Regions from separate parts of the Homo sapiens genome. Here region 1 is linked to region 2. A link is an interaction called in ENCODE POLR2A ChIA-PET data of the cell type or tissue named here. Cell type or tissue: GM12878. All regions are shown on one strand. Links, peaks and the distances in the headings refer to the core of each region. The heading gives the core; the rest is flanking DNA.

Region 1 (2,919 bases), core at 210-2,709, 70 kb after region 2:
TCTTCTACCCTCTTATTCCAATAAAATTCTCTTCCCTGTGTCCTGATCTATATTTCAGTTCCTATTCCTGGGTAGAAAAGATAAAAGCTGCCATTTATTTTTTAACACTTTATTTTGTTAGAGGCGTTTTAGGTTCACAGCAATATTGAACAGAAGATACAGAGATTTGCCATATACCTCCTGCCCAAACCCATGTGTAGCCTCCCCTATCACCATCCCCCCACCATCTTGATACATTTGTACCTACACTGAGGCATCATTATCATCCAGAGTGTGTAGTTCACATTAGAGTTTACTCCTGGTATCGTGCATTTTATGAGTTTGGAACAATTTATAACAACATGTATCTACCATTATAGTATCTATCATACAGAGTAGTTTCACTACCCTGAGTACTGTGCTCTGTCTACTCATTCTTTCCTCCCCACTAACTCCTGGCAACCACTGATCTTTCTAGTGTTTCCAAAATTTTGCCTTTTCTAAGATGTCACATAGTTAGAATCACACAGTATGTGGCCTTTCCAAATTGGCTTCTTTCACTAAGTGAAAACTTAAAGTTTTCTTCACATCTCTTCATGAATTGATAGCACATTTCTTTTTAGTACTGAATAATATGCCATTGTCTGGATATACCACAGAAAAGCTACCACTTATTGATTGATGATAATATTGGTATTAAGGCTGAGGGCAGTGGCTCACGCCTGTAATCCTAACACATTGGGAAGCTGAGGTGGGCGGACCACTTGAGGCCAGAAGTTCAAGACCAGCCAACATAGTGAAATCCCGTCTCTACTAAAAAATAAAAAATTAGCTGGGAGTGGTGGTGCATGCCTCTAGTCCCAGCTACTCAGTACGCTGAGGCATAAGAATCGCTTAAACCCAGAAGGCAGACTGCAGTGAGCCGAGATCATGCCACTGTACCCCAGCCTGGGTAACAGAGTGACCCAGTGACCTGTCTTAAAAAAAAGAAAAAAAAAAAAAAAAAAGAAAGAAAGAAAAAGCTCGGGTGTGGTGGCTCATGCCTGTATTTCCAGCACTTTGGACTTTGGGAGGCCGAGGGGGGTGGATCACGACATCAGGAGTTCAAGACTAAGACAGTGAAACCCCATCTCTACTAAAAATACCAAAATTAACCAGGCATGGTGGTGCGCGCCTGTAGTCCCAGCTACTGGGGAGGCTGAGGCAGGAGAATTGTTTGAACTCAGGAGGCGGAGGTTGTGGTGAGCGGAGATCGTGCCACTGCACTCCAGGTGGGCAACAGAGCGAGACTCCATCTCAAAAAAAAAAATTTTTTTTAAATATATATATATAGCTATTAAAAGTTACTATTTGTGTGTCTGTCCCTGGGCAGTGTTAAATGCTTAATATACATTATATCATTCATAGTCCCGGTTTTTCAAACCTCTTTTGCTGTAGAATTTTTTTTTTTTAACACAAATGAAATCTTATACAAAACACTATTTAAAATACAAGAGGCTGGGTGTGGTGGCTCATGCCTGTAATCCCAGCACTTTGGGAGGCTGAGGCAAGTGCATCACCTAAAGTCACGAGTTCAAGACCAGCCTGGCCAACATGGCAAAACTCTGTCTCTGCTAAAAATACAAAAATTAGCCAGGCATAGTGGCAGGCACCTGTAATCCCAGCTACTCTGGAGGCGGAGGTTGCAGTGAGCTGAGATTGCACCACTGCTCTTTAGCCTGGGTGACAGAGCAAGACTCTGTCTCAAAAAAAAAAAAAAAAAAAAAGCAAAAAACAAAACAAAACAAACAAACAAAAAAACAGCACACCTGTGATCCCAGCACTTTGGGAGGCCGAGGTGGGCCAGATCACTTGAGGGCAGGAATTTGAGACCAGCCAGGCCAACATGGTGAAACCCAATCTCTACCAAAAATACAAAAAAAAAATTAGGTGGGAATGATGGCACATGCCTATACACCCAGCTACTCCAGAGGCTGAGACATGAGAATCGCTTGAACCTGGGAGGTGGAGATTTCAGTGAGTCAAGATTGTACCACTGCACTGCAGCCTGGGCAACAGAGACCGTCTCAAAAAAAATAAAAAAAGATTTGTTACAAGTTTATTTTTGAAATTTATACTGTTTTTTCAGTTATAAAAGTAGTGAGAATGAGACTGTTGTGATATGTAGAAAATTTGAAATTGGGTTATGAAGAACTGTTATGGACCTAAATCCATCTCTGCCTCTACTTTATTTCTATATTAAGAAAATGTTGATAAATTAAAAAAAAAATTCAAAAAAATAAAAGTAAAAAAATAAAATCTTCTGATACTAGAAAAAAAAAAGAAAATGTTGACTTAAAGAGAGTTGCAAATGGTCTCAGTTAAGAAAATACTTTTTGAAATAAATTACAGGTACACATCAGATCAATTTAAAAGTTATCAGAGGGTATACAGTGGCCGTCCTTTCTTAGCTGCCTCCTTCCCTGCCCTGGAACCATTGTTACCCTAGTCTAGGTACATATACATGCATATAGTTTAAAGTTTTTAAGTTTAAGCATTTCGCCTATATTTTTGGCAAACTTTAAATTGATGTATAATATATTTATGGAAGGGCACAAGTACAGCTTGCTAAATTGTTATAAAATGAACACACCTAAGTAACTGGCACTCAAGAGCCCTGCTTTGCACTGTACATACTTTAAAAATGATCTTGGGGAAGGATTCATATCAGTTTGATTTACAGTTGCTTATAATTTTTTTTTTTTTTTTTTTTTTTTTTGAGACAGAGTCTTGCTCCATCGGGCTGGAGTGTAGTGGCGCGATCTTGGCTCACTGCAACCTTTGCCTCCTGGATTCAAGTGAGTCTCATGTTTCAGCCTCCTGAGTAGCTGGGATTATAGGTGTGTGTCACCACGCCCAGCTAATTTTTGTATTTTTAGTAGAAACCGCATTTTGCCATGT
Region 2 (2,919 bases), core at 255-2,754:
TTATGAAGTTATTAACTGTACCATGGTTATATAAGAGAATGACCCTATCTGTAGGAATACAACAGAAGTATTAGGGGAAAGAAGCATAACATATGTAACTCACCCTCAAATGGTTAAAAAAAAAAATTGTGTGTGTGTTTACGTGGGTAGAAAAAGAGAAAAGAGAGTAGGACAGCACAAATACAAATAAGCAAGTGGGTAAGTCTGGATAACGGATATCCAGATGTTCTTTATACTATATTTTTGTAACTTTTGTAAATGTATACTTCCAAATAAAAGGTATTTAAAAAAGAAAAAATTGGCCGAGCACAGTGGTTCACACCTGTAACCCCAGCACTTTGGGAGGCCGAGGCAGGTAGATCACCTAAGGTCAGGAGTTCAAGACCAGCCTGGCCAACATGGTGAAACCCCGTCTCTACTAAAAATACAAAATTAGCCGGGCAGGGTGGCGCGTGCCTGTAATCCCAGCTACTCAGGAGGCTGAGGCAGGAGAATCACTTGACCCTGGAAGTGGAGGTTGCAGTGAAACAAGATCGCGCCATTGCACTCCAAGCTGGGTAACAAACTCTGTCTCAAAAAAAAAAAAAAAAAACCTGTGGAGATAGTTCTCTGCCATGTTCAGAAGAATGGGTATATATCACAATTAACTGAGGGATTTTACAGGGAAATTGCAAGACCTAAGGCTGGTAACTTGGATAGATTCTCAGATAAAGTACCATTTGAAATGTCAGAGAAGGGAGTTTGTACTTTTTCTTTCTGTAAGCCAAGGAAAGGTAGCACAAAACTTAGAGCACAACATAAGCTTGGCTAAAAGTATACATTTAGGAAAATCTAGCTAAATTTTAAGTGAGTGGACAAGGAAGCAGTAGAGACAAGGAAAAACACCCTCATGAAATTATGGGGTCTTGGCCTCGGAAGCTAAAATTAGGAACAGAAAGTGGAACAAATACAGGACACATGAAAATAGAAAGCCAGATAAAGCCTGCTTACCAAATGAATCAGAGTACGGTGGGATTCAAAGACAACTCAGATTTCAAACCTAGCTAACCAAGAGAATGATGGGATTACCAAAAGAAATTTAGCTAAGCAAAGCATGATTGTTTTCTCGGCAACTAGACAGCTTTTTCTATTCTCATTTTTCCTATTCTGATGTAATATTAAAAGTTAAGAAAAGGGGCCAGGCGTAGTGGCTCACGCCTATAATCCCAGCACTTTAGGCCAAGGCAGGCACGTCACTTGAGGCCAGGAGTTTCAGCCTGGCCAACATGGTGAAATCCCATCTCTACCAAAAATACAAAACTTAGCCGGATGTGGCCGTGCACGCCTGTAATCCCAGCTACTTGGGAGGCTGAGGCATGAGAATTGCTTGAATCCAGGAGGCAGAAGCTGCAGTAAGCCGAGATCACACCACTGCACTCCAGCCTGGGTGACAGAGGGAGTCTGTCTCAAAAAAAAAAAAAAAAAAAAAAAAAGTTAAGAAAGGGGTTAGATGAAATGTTATTTGCCAGCACAAGCAATCTGGGGAAATTTGTCTTCACAAGGTGAAACAGCAAATGTAAGTTAGGCTAATTCAGATGTTTGACTAAATGCCATTAAAATATTCACACATAAGGAGGGGGAATTTCTTCTCTTCCCCCAAAATTATGTTTGTATTTGTATGTATATACATATATACGAATACCATAACCCCTTGTACAACACATTTGAACTGCATTTGTTCTGTTATACGCAGATTTTTCTCTATTTCTGCCATGCCTAAGACAGTAGGACCAACATTTCCTCTTCTTTCTCCTCCTCAAGCCTACTCAACCTCACGAAAAGAATGAAGACCTTTATGATGATCCACTTAATGAATAATATGTATATTTTCTCTTCCTTATGACTTTTTTTTTTTTTTTTGAGATGAAGTCTCACTCTGTTGCCCAGGCTGGAGTGCTGTAGCATGATCTCAGCTCACTACAACCTCCACCTCCAAGGTTCAAGTGATTTTCCTGCCTCAGCTTTTCGAGTAGCTGGGATTACAGGCACACGCCACTATGCCCGGCTAATTTTTGTATTTTTAGTAGAGACGGAGCTTCACCACATTGGCCAGGCTGGTCTCAAACTCCTAACCTCAGGTGATCCACCCACCTTGGCCTCCCAAAGTGCTGGGATTACAGGCATGCGCCACCGCATCCGGCCATGTCTTTCCTTTTTAATTATTTATTTATTTACTTATTTTCTAGAGACAAGGTTTCATACTGTTGCCCATGCTGAAGTGTAGTGGTGCAGTCATAGCTCACTGCAGCTTCAAACTCCTGAGATCAAGCAATCTCCCACCTCAGCCTCCCAAGCAGCTAGGACTACAAGCGCACACCACCTTGCTAGCTAATTTTTTGTGTGTTTTGTAGAACTGGGGGTGTTACTGTGTTGTTTAGGCTGGTCTCCAACTCCTGGCCTCAAGTGATCCTCCCACCTCCAATCCCCAAAGTGCTAGGATCATAGTTGTGAGCATATGAGTGAGCCACCATGTCCAGCCTCCTTAAAATTTTCTCCTTTTTTCTATTTCTTTTTTTTCTTTTTGGAGACAGGGTTTCATTCTGTTGCCCAGGCTAGAGTGCAGTGGCACAATCACAGCTGAGGCGCAGCCTCAACCTCATGGGCACAGGCAATCCTCCCACCTCAGTGTCTCTAGTGCTAGGGACTAAGGCACAGGCCACTATGTCTGGCTAGTTTTTGCATTCTCTGTAGAGATGGGGTTTCGCTCTGTTGCCCAGACTGTTCTCAAACTCCTGGACTCAGGTGATCTAACCACCTCAGCCTCTCAAAGTGCTAGGATTATAAACATGAGTCACTGCACTTGGCCATAATTTTCTTAATAACATTTTATTTTCTCTAGCTTACTTTATTGTAAGAATACAGGATATAATATATGTAACA

The links. ChIA-PET counts read pairs that join two places held together with the same protein. Peaks named below come from ENCODE experiments on the same cell type or tissue, not always from the same donor. Only the 100,000 strongest peaks of a DNase experiment are listed, where the experiment ranks them.
Region 1: POLR2A ChIA-PET joins it to region 2 with 6 read pairs; 19 of 35 experiments call an interaction of 5 or more read pairs at or near these places.

Annotation. Positions count from the first base shown.
Region 1 is chr20:47,513,540-47,516,458 of GRCh38, reverse strand. The region is part of intron 1 of NCOA3 (nuclear receptor coactivator 3); the gene reads right to left. Among named protein-coding and RNA genes, the nearest start is that of NCOA3, 13 kb to the right of the region's middle. In GM12878, for the core only: no CTCF peak of the experiment used is centred there; no DNase peak of the experiment used is centred there.
Region 2 is chr20:47,583,600-47,586,518 of GRCh38, reverse strand. The region is part of intron 2 of NCOA3 (nuclear receptor coactivator 3); the gene reads right to left. Among named protein-coding and RNA genes, the nearest start is that of NCOA3, 83 kb to the right of the region's middle. In GM12878, for the core only: no CTCF peak of the experiment used is centred there; no DNase peak of the experiment used is centred there; H3K27ac peaks cover 1,178 bases.